3 separate regions of the Homo sapiens genome follow, and all the other regions are linked to region 1. Evidence: chromatin contacts called from ENCODE Hi-C or POLR2A ChIA-PET data. All regions are on one chromosome and are shown on one strand. Each heading gives the region's core, a stretch centred on a gene start or an enhancer-like site at or near the end of the contact. The rest is flanking DNA. Distances are from core to core; before and after follow the strand shown. Region 1 holds the start of QPCTL (glutaminyl-peptide cyclotransferase like). Region 2 holds the start of PRKD2 (protein kinase D2). Region 3 holds the start of BBC3 (BCL2 binding component 3).

Region 1 (2,706 bases), core at 1-2,500:
GCCACCGCGCTCGGCCTCCCCCAGTATTCGTAAAATCGCTGCCCCTTAACATTCATTTCAATAGGACTAATTATCTAGGACCACTCCCGTTATCGTTTAAAACATGTTTTTCATAATTAAATTTTTTTTTTTTTTTGTAGAGACGGGGGTCTCGCTATGTTGCCTAGGCTAGTCTCGAACTCCTGTGTTCCAGCGATGCTCCGCCTTGGCCTACTAAAGTGCTGGGATCACAGGAATGAGCCCCCGCGCCCAGCCCAGGGCGTTATCTGATAAAGCTGTCCCCTCTCCCGAAGTCACGATGCGTCAAAGGCCCCACGCCCGTTCTCAAACTCATCAGGAGAAAAGCAGGACGCTGCATCCCTAAAACATCTGCCCCTGCCCCCCCCGCTCTGCTCAACCCTTCCCACACTCAATCGGTCAAATATCCACCCTCAACCTCATTCCCGCCGCCTAAGCCTAGCCCGGCCTCACATGATGGTCACTACGCTCTCCGTTCACTCCCGTTTCCTCCGCGTTGCTGCTGCCTGAGGAGAGAGAGGCGGGACTTCCTCTTCCTGCGACCCACTTCCGTTGGCGCCTGCGCAAAGCCAACCAGTAAGTGGAGGCGTGGCCTGTTGCCACAGCATTCCCCACCAACGGTGCACAATGATGGAATAAAAGCTTCGGGTAGGGGTTCGCGGCCAGTCAGAACCACACGGGGGCAGATGTTTATGACAATGAAGACAAAAGGAAAGGCAGTCTGATTCAAACCGTTTCTTGAAGAATGGTACAGGTTGAAGGAGGGAAATGACAAGCTATTTCCAAATGCCCGCCGGCCGTGACTTCGGGGGCGCGGCCTCCGTGAAGCCAATCCGCTCCTCGCTTCGGAGACAGGCACCGCCCCTCTTCCCTCTGGGACGCGTTACTGACGTATCTACTGATCTTTCCGACCCTGCGCCACCAATCCCCTGCCTACATCCGGAAGGGGCATGGACCTGCGCCCGGGAGATCGAATATTTTCCATGATCAAACGCTGTTCATTGGCTTTCCCTCCTCCGCTAAGGCGGAGCCTACTTCTCTTGCGCTCCCATTTGGGTCGTGCCATTCTCAGGGGAACCAACCCCAATACCTAAGGGAGGCTGGGAGGCGTGTCCTCAGGACCGTAGTTCTTATTGGTTTCGCTGCTCGCTGTGGGGTGGGCTGGTGCAGCCGCAGCTGTTGCTTATTGGCCCACCGATTCCATGGGGAGGAACTTGGCTGGGCCTAAACTCAATCCGTGGTCTGGTACAGGTTTCAGGGCAAAGCGGCCATGCGTTCCGGGGGCCGCGGGCGACCCCGCCTGCGGCTGGGGGAACGTGGCCTCATGGAGCCACTCTTGCCGCCGAAGCGCCGCCTGCTACCGCGGGTTCGGCTCTTGCCTCTGTTGCTGGCGCTGGCCGTGGGCTCGGCGTTCTACACCATTTGGAGCGGCTGGCACCGCAGGACTGAGGAGCTGCCGCTGGGCCGGGAGCTGCGGGTGAGGCTGGGCGGGGACCCGGGCACCGCGGGGACCCTCATTCCCTCCCCGCTGTTACCCAGGGTTGACGTGGCTTTAGCGTACGGCCCTAACCGCAGATGCCACCGTCTTCGTCATCTGAGCGCATGACCCTTACCAAAGGAATAAGGCTTCGGGCTGGTTCTGCAACAGTAGCTTCCTTTTAAGAGGAAAGGTCTGAAATAGTAAGACGGGGGGGTTCAGGGTTCTACGCCTTTAGTCAACTATTTGGAAGAGTCCCTTCCTCCATCTCCCCTCTCTCTCACTGGGCCTCGATTTCCCCATCAAGTTTGAGGTAGGCTGGACCGGATGGTCTTGGAAGGACTTTTCCTGAGCCTTGGATTTATCCTAGAAGTCTCCGATGCTGGAGGCGGCAGATTAGGAAGAGAACCCGGGGCTCCTCGCGGGTGACGGCGCCCGGGGTAGGGTTGAAATGGGGGGGTTGCTCTCATTCTTCCCTTCCCTATCCCACCTCCTTCCCAAGGTCCCATTGATCGGAAGCCTCCCCGAAGCCCGGCTGCGGAGGGTGGTGGGACAACTGGATCCACAGCGTCTCTGGAGCACTTATCTGCGCCCCCTGCTGGTTGTGCGAACCCCGGGCAGCCCGGGAAATCTCCAAGTCAGAAAGGTAAAGGGACCCACCTCCAGTCCCTGACCCCCTAGCCCTCCAGGGAATGGGAAATAAGAATCCTGTTCAAGATCCCAAAGAAGCTAAGAGGAGGAACTGGGGCTCTGACTGGAGTTAATCGGACTCTAGACTCCATGCTGGTAACAAACCACCAGGCTGTACTGCCCCCCTTAATGCCCCCACCAAAAGCTTACTGTGTGCTAGGCATAGGCAACAGACAGCCCTATAAGGTGGGTACCAATATGATCTTCATTATGCAGATGGGGAAACTGAGGCTCAGAGAGGTTATACACATTGCACAAATCCTACAGATAATAAGTAGTAGACCTTAGCCGGGTGCAGTGGCTCATGCCTGTAATCCCAGCACTTTGGGAAGCCAAGGTGGAAGAATCACCTGAGAAGTTTGAGACTAGCCTAGTCAACCTAGTGAGACCCAATGTTTAGAAAATCATAGACCTAGAGTTGAACCCAAACAGGTTGGCTCCGAGCTGGTGCTGTAATGTATCTGTTGTCTTCCAGAAAGCATGAAGAGTCATTTAAAGGCCAGGCGCAGTGGTTCACACCT
Region 2 (2,700 bases), core at 52-2,551, 1.0 Mb after region 1:
GCCGACATCTGCTGCCCCTTCCTCCCCTCTCTACACCTGGCTGGCCCCTCCCTTCCTCCCTGTTTGCTGCAGAAAACAACGACATGCAGGGACATGAAATTTGGGGAGGCCTCTGGGGCACCCCACCCCTGCCCAGTCCTCTCTCAAAGGGATGGTGGGGAGAGGGGCAATGGAGGGGGGCAATGCCCCCTATCCCTCCATCACCCAAAGCTCAGGTCTCCTTCCTCCCTCTTCCGCACACCAGGCCCCAGACCCCTCTGCCAGCGCCCCCTCCTTCAACCTCTCCCCGAGCTGGATCCAGGGAGCCTGCGCCCTCACCTTCTGGTCCACGATGGAACAGGCCAGCTGCTTCACATGAGCCAGCTCGGAGGCGGCGGGCAACAGCACGAACTCGCGGGTCAGCCCGATCTGGATGTGAAAGGAGACCCCGGAACCCGGGGCCGGGATCTGGGGCAGTAGCGGTGGCGGCGACTGCAGCTCTAGGCCGCCGGGGGGCGGAGGAGACCCCGGCCCGGGAGAGCCAGGGAGCCCGGCGGGATAAGAGGGGGCGGTGGCCATGGGGGGAGGCCGGGGACCGGCCGCCTGGAGCCCACCCGGGACCCGGCCGGGGGGCCCCGGGGGACCCTGGGTTCTAGATCCGCGGGATCTCGTGAGCAGGTGGTGGGAGAGCGGGGATCCGAGAAAAGATCTGGCAGGCGGAGGGGACCTGAGGATGGCGGGGTCCTGGGAAGGAGAGAAAGGCACTATAGTGGGTCAGAGGCCCGGAATCCAGGGCTCCCAGAAGATCAGAAAGGAGAAAAGTAGTGGGTTGGAGGTCCCAGCGATTGAGATTCCAAGAAGCCTGAGAGGAAATCTAGTAGGTCGGGGTCACAGGGATCAGGAGAGCCCGCGATTCAAAGGCCCCTTCCCTAGAGGAGGGATTGAGAAGGGGGCAGAGGGAATCCCAGGATCCAGTGCTCCAAGAAGAGGATCCCACTCAGAAGGCGGCCCGGGGGAATTCACCTTGGGGGTGGAGGGCAGGAGTCTCTGAGTCGGGGACCGAGTGGATTCCAGAGATAAAGGGGTTCGCAGGGACCCGACCGGCCAGGGGATGGGCAGAGGGGTCCCGAGGGCCGGAGTGGGTAGAAGGGAATCTCACGAGTCGCAGAAGTTGGAGAAAAGTTCGGTCGGGAGCCGTGAGGAAGGGGGCGTTGCCGGAGCGGGGTTGGGTGGGGGGCAGGGAGGGTCGCCAGGCGCCAGTAGCTCTTTTTCCCCCTCCAAAGTTTAAGTCGGCGGCGGCGGCGGCGGCCCAGGAGGAAGTGTCCGGAGCGACAGTGCAGTCGACCAATCGGCGCGGGCCTCGGCGACGTCAGAGAGGGGCGGAGCCTGCCGAGGGGCCGGGGGCGGAAGGGGAGGGTGGGCCCGGGGCCTCCGAGTTGGGGGCTGGACCTCCGCCTCCAGGGTCCGGGACAAGGGATGGTGTGAGGGATGGAGGGCAGGCAGGCGAGACCAGTTCCTTCCCTGAACACAGCCAAGCCTGGAAAGTTAACTTTTCCCTCGGCTGGACAGGGAGGGGAAACACTATCACCCACCGCCGGTCGCAGGCGTCGGGCTTGGAGGCCACTGGCCCTTTAAGGAGGGGAGCCCTCTCCGGCAGGCGTCCGGCGCCCATGGCAGGGGACGGGTGGGAAATCGGTATCAGGTCCCGGCCCGCTCTCTGGGTTCGGCCTCTCTGTTCTCCGAGCGTCACCCCTGCCCTCCCCGCCGCGTCCCAGCCCAGGGAAGGGGGTGCTGCAGAGCGTCCCCCGGCCCCAGCCCATTTAACACATGGAAAGACCGAGGCCTCCAGATGGGTAGGAAGGGGCTCGCCTTAGGTCTGTCTCCAGCGATGGTGGGCAAGGTGCATGGCGCTAACTGGATGGGTGGGGAGGGTCCATCCCCCCGCCCACCCCAACCCCGCCTTAGGATAGTGTGGGGCTGCCCCGAGGGAGGACAGCACACCCATACCACTTCATAGATGCAGAGTGTGTCTCCTGGGGATGTGGAGTACGTGTGCGTGTCTTTCTCTCCATGTGACTTTGGGTGAGTGGCTTCTCTGTGAGCCTCAGTCCCTCCATCTGTTGGGACTGTAATAGGACTGACCCCACATGGGATGGTGGGAGCCGATGCCATGGTATACTGGTGCCTGGAAACGCAGCAGTTCAGTAAGAGGTGGTTGTCTCTGATAATACGCGGAAAGGGGTGGCCACCTCCAGCACTCAGGCTTTGATGGGTGGGCACACCCATTCAGTCACCCAGCAAGTATCTGTGAGGACCTACTGGGTGCTGGGTGGGCCCTGCTGTAAAACTCCAGCCGCTACAGGGGTCAGGCTTGATCTCTCCTCCCCAGCTAATAATCAAATAGTGGCTACCATTTAGTTTACACAGAATAAGCTGAAGCCTCAGAGAAGCAAAACGTCTTGCCCAAGATCCCAGAGTGAAGTTGCTTGAGGGAAGCTGCCCCACCCACCCCTTTGATTGACAAGTCAAGGCCTAGGTTTGAGCTCTAAGAGAAGGGCCACCTGTCTGGCTGGGATGCTGGCAGGACTGGAAATGGCAGGGCTGGCTGAGGATGGGGGCTGCCAGAAGAGCCCCTCTTCCTGGTGTACGGCCGTTGGGGGTAGCTGAGGTCGGTACAGTATCGATTCTGTCACCACATCCGGGGGCTGGGGCTGAGGAAGG
Region 3 (2,727 bases), core at 20-2,519, 1.5 Mb after region 1:
GAGATACAGAGACGGCCTCAGCCAAGACAGAAACACACAGGCAAGACACAAGCACACATATCGCACGCTCGGGCAAGACACACACATAAACACACAAACAGCTCACTCCAGCAACACACACACACTACAACCTCCACACCCCAGCACACGCAGGCACCACAGACCCCCAGTATCATCCCGGAACAGCACACACAGACAACTCTCACCGACAACACACGCAGGTCCACCCACCCCACAAGCAGGGCACCCACAGACAGAACCCCACACAAACAGGCGCGGGGACTCACGCAGACACCCCGACGGGTCAGAAACCCCAACATTCCTCTGGATCGACACCACCACTCCCTGCAGAACCCAGCACAAACTCGGAGCCAGACACGCGCACACACCCAGGCGAGACACCTGCAGATCCACAACCCCGCACACGCGCGCTCCCACGGCGGTCCCAGACACCCCCCTCCGCTGTCACAGCCCCCCCCACCGCCGCCACGTGCGCCCGCCCCGCCCGCCAGGCGAGCGCGGGGCCAATAACCGGCTGTTGCTGGGGCGCAGCCCCCGCCCGCAGGAGCCGCAGACTCCACGGCCCGCGAGCCGCCCCCCGTCGCCGCCCCCAGCGGGCGCGCGCCCTGGGTGTGGCCGCCCCTCCGTGCCGCCCCCCCGCCCCTCCCGGACTTTGGGGGCTGGGGCACCCCTGGGGTCGACCCTCTTCCCCGGGGCCGCACTGGCCGCCAGGGGGCGCTGCCGAGCCCGCACCCCATTGTTTGTAAACAAACCCGCCAGACCGCCGAGGCACCTGTGCGCCCAGACCGGCGCCCCAACGCCGAGCCGCCTCTCACCCGGCGACCCTGGCCCAGGGTCCCTCGCGGGGTTTGGAGAGGCGCGGTGTGGGGAGGCAGGGCGCCCACACTGCTCTCCGCCTGCACTCCTGTCACCTCCTCCAGGGAGTCCACCCGGCCTGGCCGATCGCCGCCGGAGAGGATTCGGGGCGCGCACACTCACCCCGGGGGCATGAACACGCCGGAGGGGGCGGCGGTGGGGGGCGGGCGGCTTCCTTCAGGAGGGCGCGCCCGCCGAGCGCCGCTCTCCGCGGCGGCTGCTGCTGTGGCTGTCGCTGCTGCTGCCGCTCTAACTGCAGTGGCGGCTGCTGTGGCTGTGGCTGCTGCTGCTCCCCGGGCCGCAGGCGCGTCCGCGTCGTGGCCGCTGCTGGGATCGCTGGTGCCGCCGCCGCCGCCGCCAGGCGCCCGCTCGCATGTGGCTCGCGCCGCGTCTCAGGCCGCCCGGCGGATCCCGGGCCCGCTCCAAAGCCGCCCCGCCCCGCCCCGCCCCGCCCCCGCCCGGCGGGTCCCACGCCCCGCCCCCGCGTGACGCTACGGCCCCGCCCGCCCGCCGCGGACAAGTCAGGACTTGCAGGCGCGCGCCGCGCCCCCCCCTACCTCCGCGCCGGGGGTTTCCCTGCAGCGGGGGACGGGGCAGGGCCTAGCCCAAGGCAAGGAGGACCCAGGCGCTGTGCGGCGGGGTGTGGGGAGATCGCCCAGACACCGGGACAGTCGGACACACACACTGACTGGGACCCACAGATCCACACCCCCAGCGATGCGTACACAGACCGACCGACGGGCGTTCCAGGGTCCACAAAGTCACGTGCAGGCAGAGCCCAGAGGATGTACTCACAGACACAAGGCCACAGTCTCGCAAATCCACACCATGGACAGGGGCATGAGCACACACACTCACATACTGATGGGGCTCACACTTACACACACCCAGACGGAAATGCACAGACTCACTAACAGGGTCCCCTGGACAAGCAGACGGACACAATGACAGGGCCACACACAGTTGCAGAAACACCCACACTGATGATCACACCTGGGCCCACAAACTGTGTTCACAAACAACCCTACCGAACAGGCACCCACACCACACACACGGTGGTGCAACCACACAGACATAGGCGGAGTGCTTATCAGGAAACACAAACTTGCTGATAGGCACAGGGGACACACACATACACACAGACACCTGTTACAGGGATACCTGGATACACGGCCAAATCCAAATCACACTCCCACAGGGACATACACAAATGCACTCACACAATTTCACAGCTAACACATTAAAACTATCAGAAAGTGACATTCGCCCGACACGGTGGCTCATGCCTGTAATCCCAGCACTTTGGGAGGCCAAGGTGCGTGGACTGCCTGAGGTCAGGAATTCGAGACCAGCCTGACCAACATGATGAAACCCCATCTCTACTAAAAATACAAAATTAGCCGGGCGTTGTGGCGCATGCCTGTAATCCCAGCTACTTGGGAGGCTGAGGCAGGAGAACTGCTTGAACCCGGGAGGCGGAGGTTGCAGTGAGCCGAGATAGTGCCATTGCACTCTAGCCTGGGCAACAAGAGCAAACTCCGTCTTAAAAATAAAAATAAAGGAAAGAAACTGACATTCAGAGACACAAACCAAATCAGACATAGAAGAAACTGACCACCCACACATGTCACAAAGTCACACCTGTGACAGCTTCTTGCTAACTGGCCCACTGCACACACGTCGGAGCATGCACACCTGGCCACACTCACCACAAATCTGGCAGGGGACCCACGTCGTGGAAGCAGCCCTGGGCACCTGGCATGGACATGCCTGGGCAGACCCCATGCCAAATTTCATCCTGTCTCATAGCTTTCCATTCCGTTTCTTTTTCAGTTTCTCATTGTTACTTCC

What was found. Hi-C counts contacts between places; a loop is a spot of excess contacts on that map. ChIA-PET counts read pairs that join two places held with the same protein, here RNA polymerase II (POLR2A). Pooled maps may share reads with other maps.
Region 2: a pooled map shows a loop between it and region 1 (11-fold over the local background). The contact joins the promoter of PRKD2 here to the promoter of QPCTL in region 1. A Hi-C loop is called at or near these places in 5 of 50 pooled maps. POLR2A ChIA-PET finds 5 or more read pairs at or near these places in 3 of 52 experiments (B cell, activated T-cell and endothelial cell of umbilical vein).
Region 3: a loop to region 1 is called in a pooled map, with 2.8 times the contacts of the local background. The contact joins the promoter of BBC3 here to the promoter of QPCTL in region 1. A Hi-C loop is called at or near these places in 6 of 50 pooled maps. POLR2A ChIA-PET finds 5 or more read pairs at or near these places in 2 of 52 experiments (H1 and OCI-LY7).

The regions. Positions count from the first base shown.
Region 1 is chr19:45,691,416-45,694,121 of GRCh38, forward strand. It overlaps QPCTL (glutaminyl-peptide cyclotransferase like), which reads left to right and starts at 1,251. Exons shown (of 7, transcript NM_017659.4): 1 at 1,251-1,495; 2 at 1,998-2,141. The coding sequence starts at 1,289. It overlaps SNRPD2 (small nuclear ribonucleoprotein D2 polypeptide), which reads right to left and starts at 538. Exons shown (of 3, transcript NM_001384647.1): 1 at 472-538. The coding sequence starts at 473. RefSeq lists enhancers at 74-794, 613-742, 753-882, 1,408-1,958.
Region 2 is chr19:46,715,813-46,718,512 of GRCh38, forward strand. PRKD2 (protein kinase D2) reads right to left here and starts at 1,302. Exons shown (of 18, transcript NM_016457.5): 1 at 319-1,302. The coding sequence starts at 558. It overlaps LOC107987269, which reads right to left. Exons shown (of 4, transcript XM_017027568.2): 2 at 2,541-2,690; 3 at 1,987-2,164; 4 at 722-1,365. The coding sequence ends at 999. RefSeq lists silencers at 1,198-1,247, 1,268-1,427 and an enhancer at 2,548-2,597.
Region 3 is chr19:47,229,930-47,232,656 of GRCh38, forward strand. It overlaps BBC3 (BCL2 binding component 3), which reads right to left and starts at 1,270. Exons shown (of 4, transcript NM_014417.5): 1 at 1,000-1,270. RefSeq lists silencers at 428-1,147, 1,288-1,517 and enhancers at 1,658-1,777, 2,487-2,727, 2,537-2,727.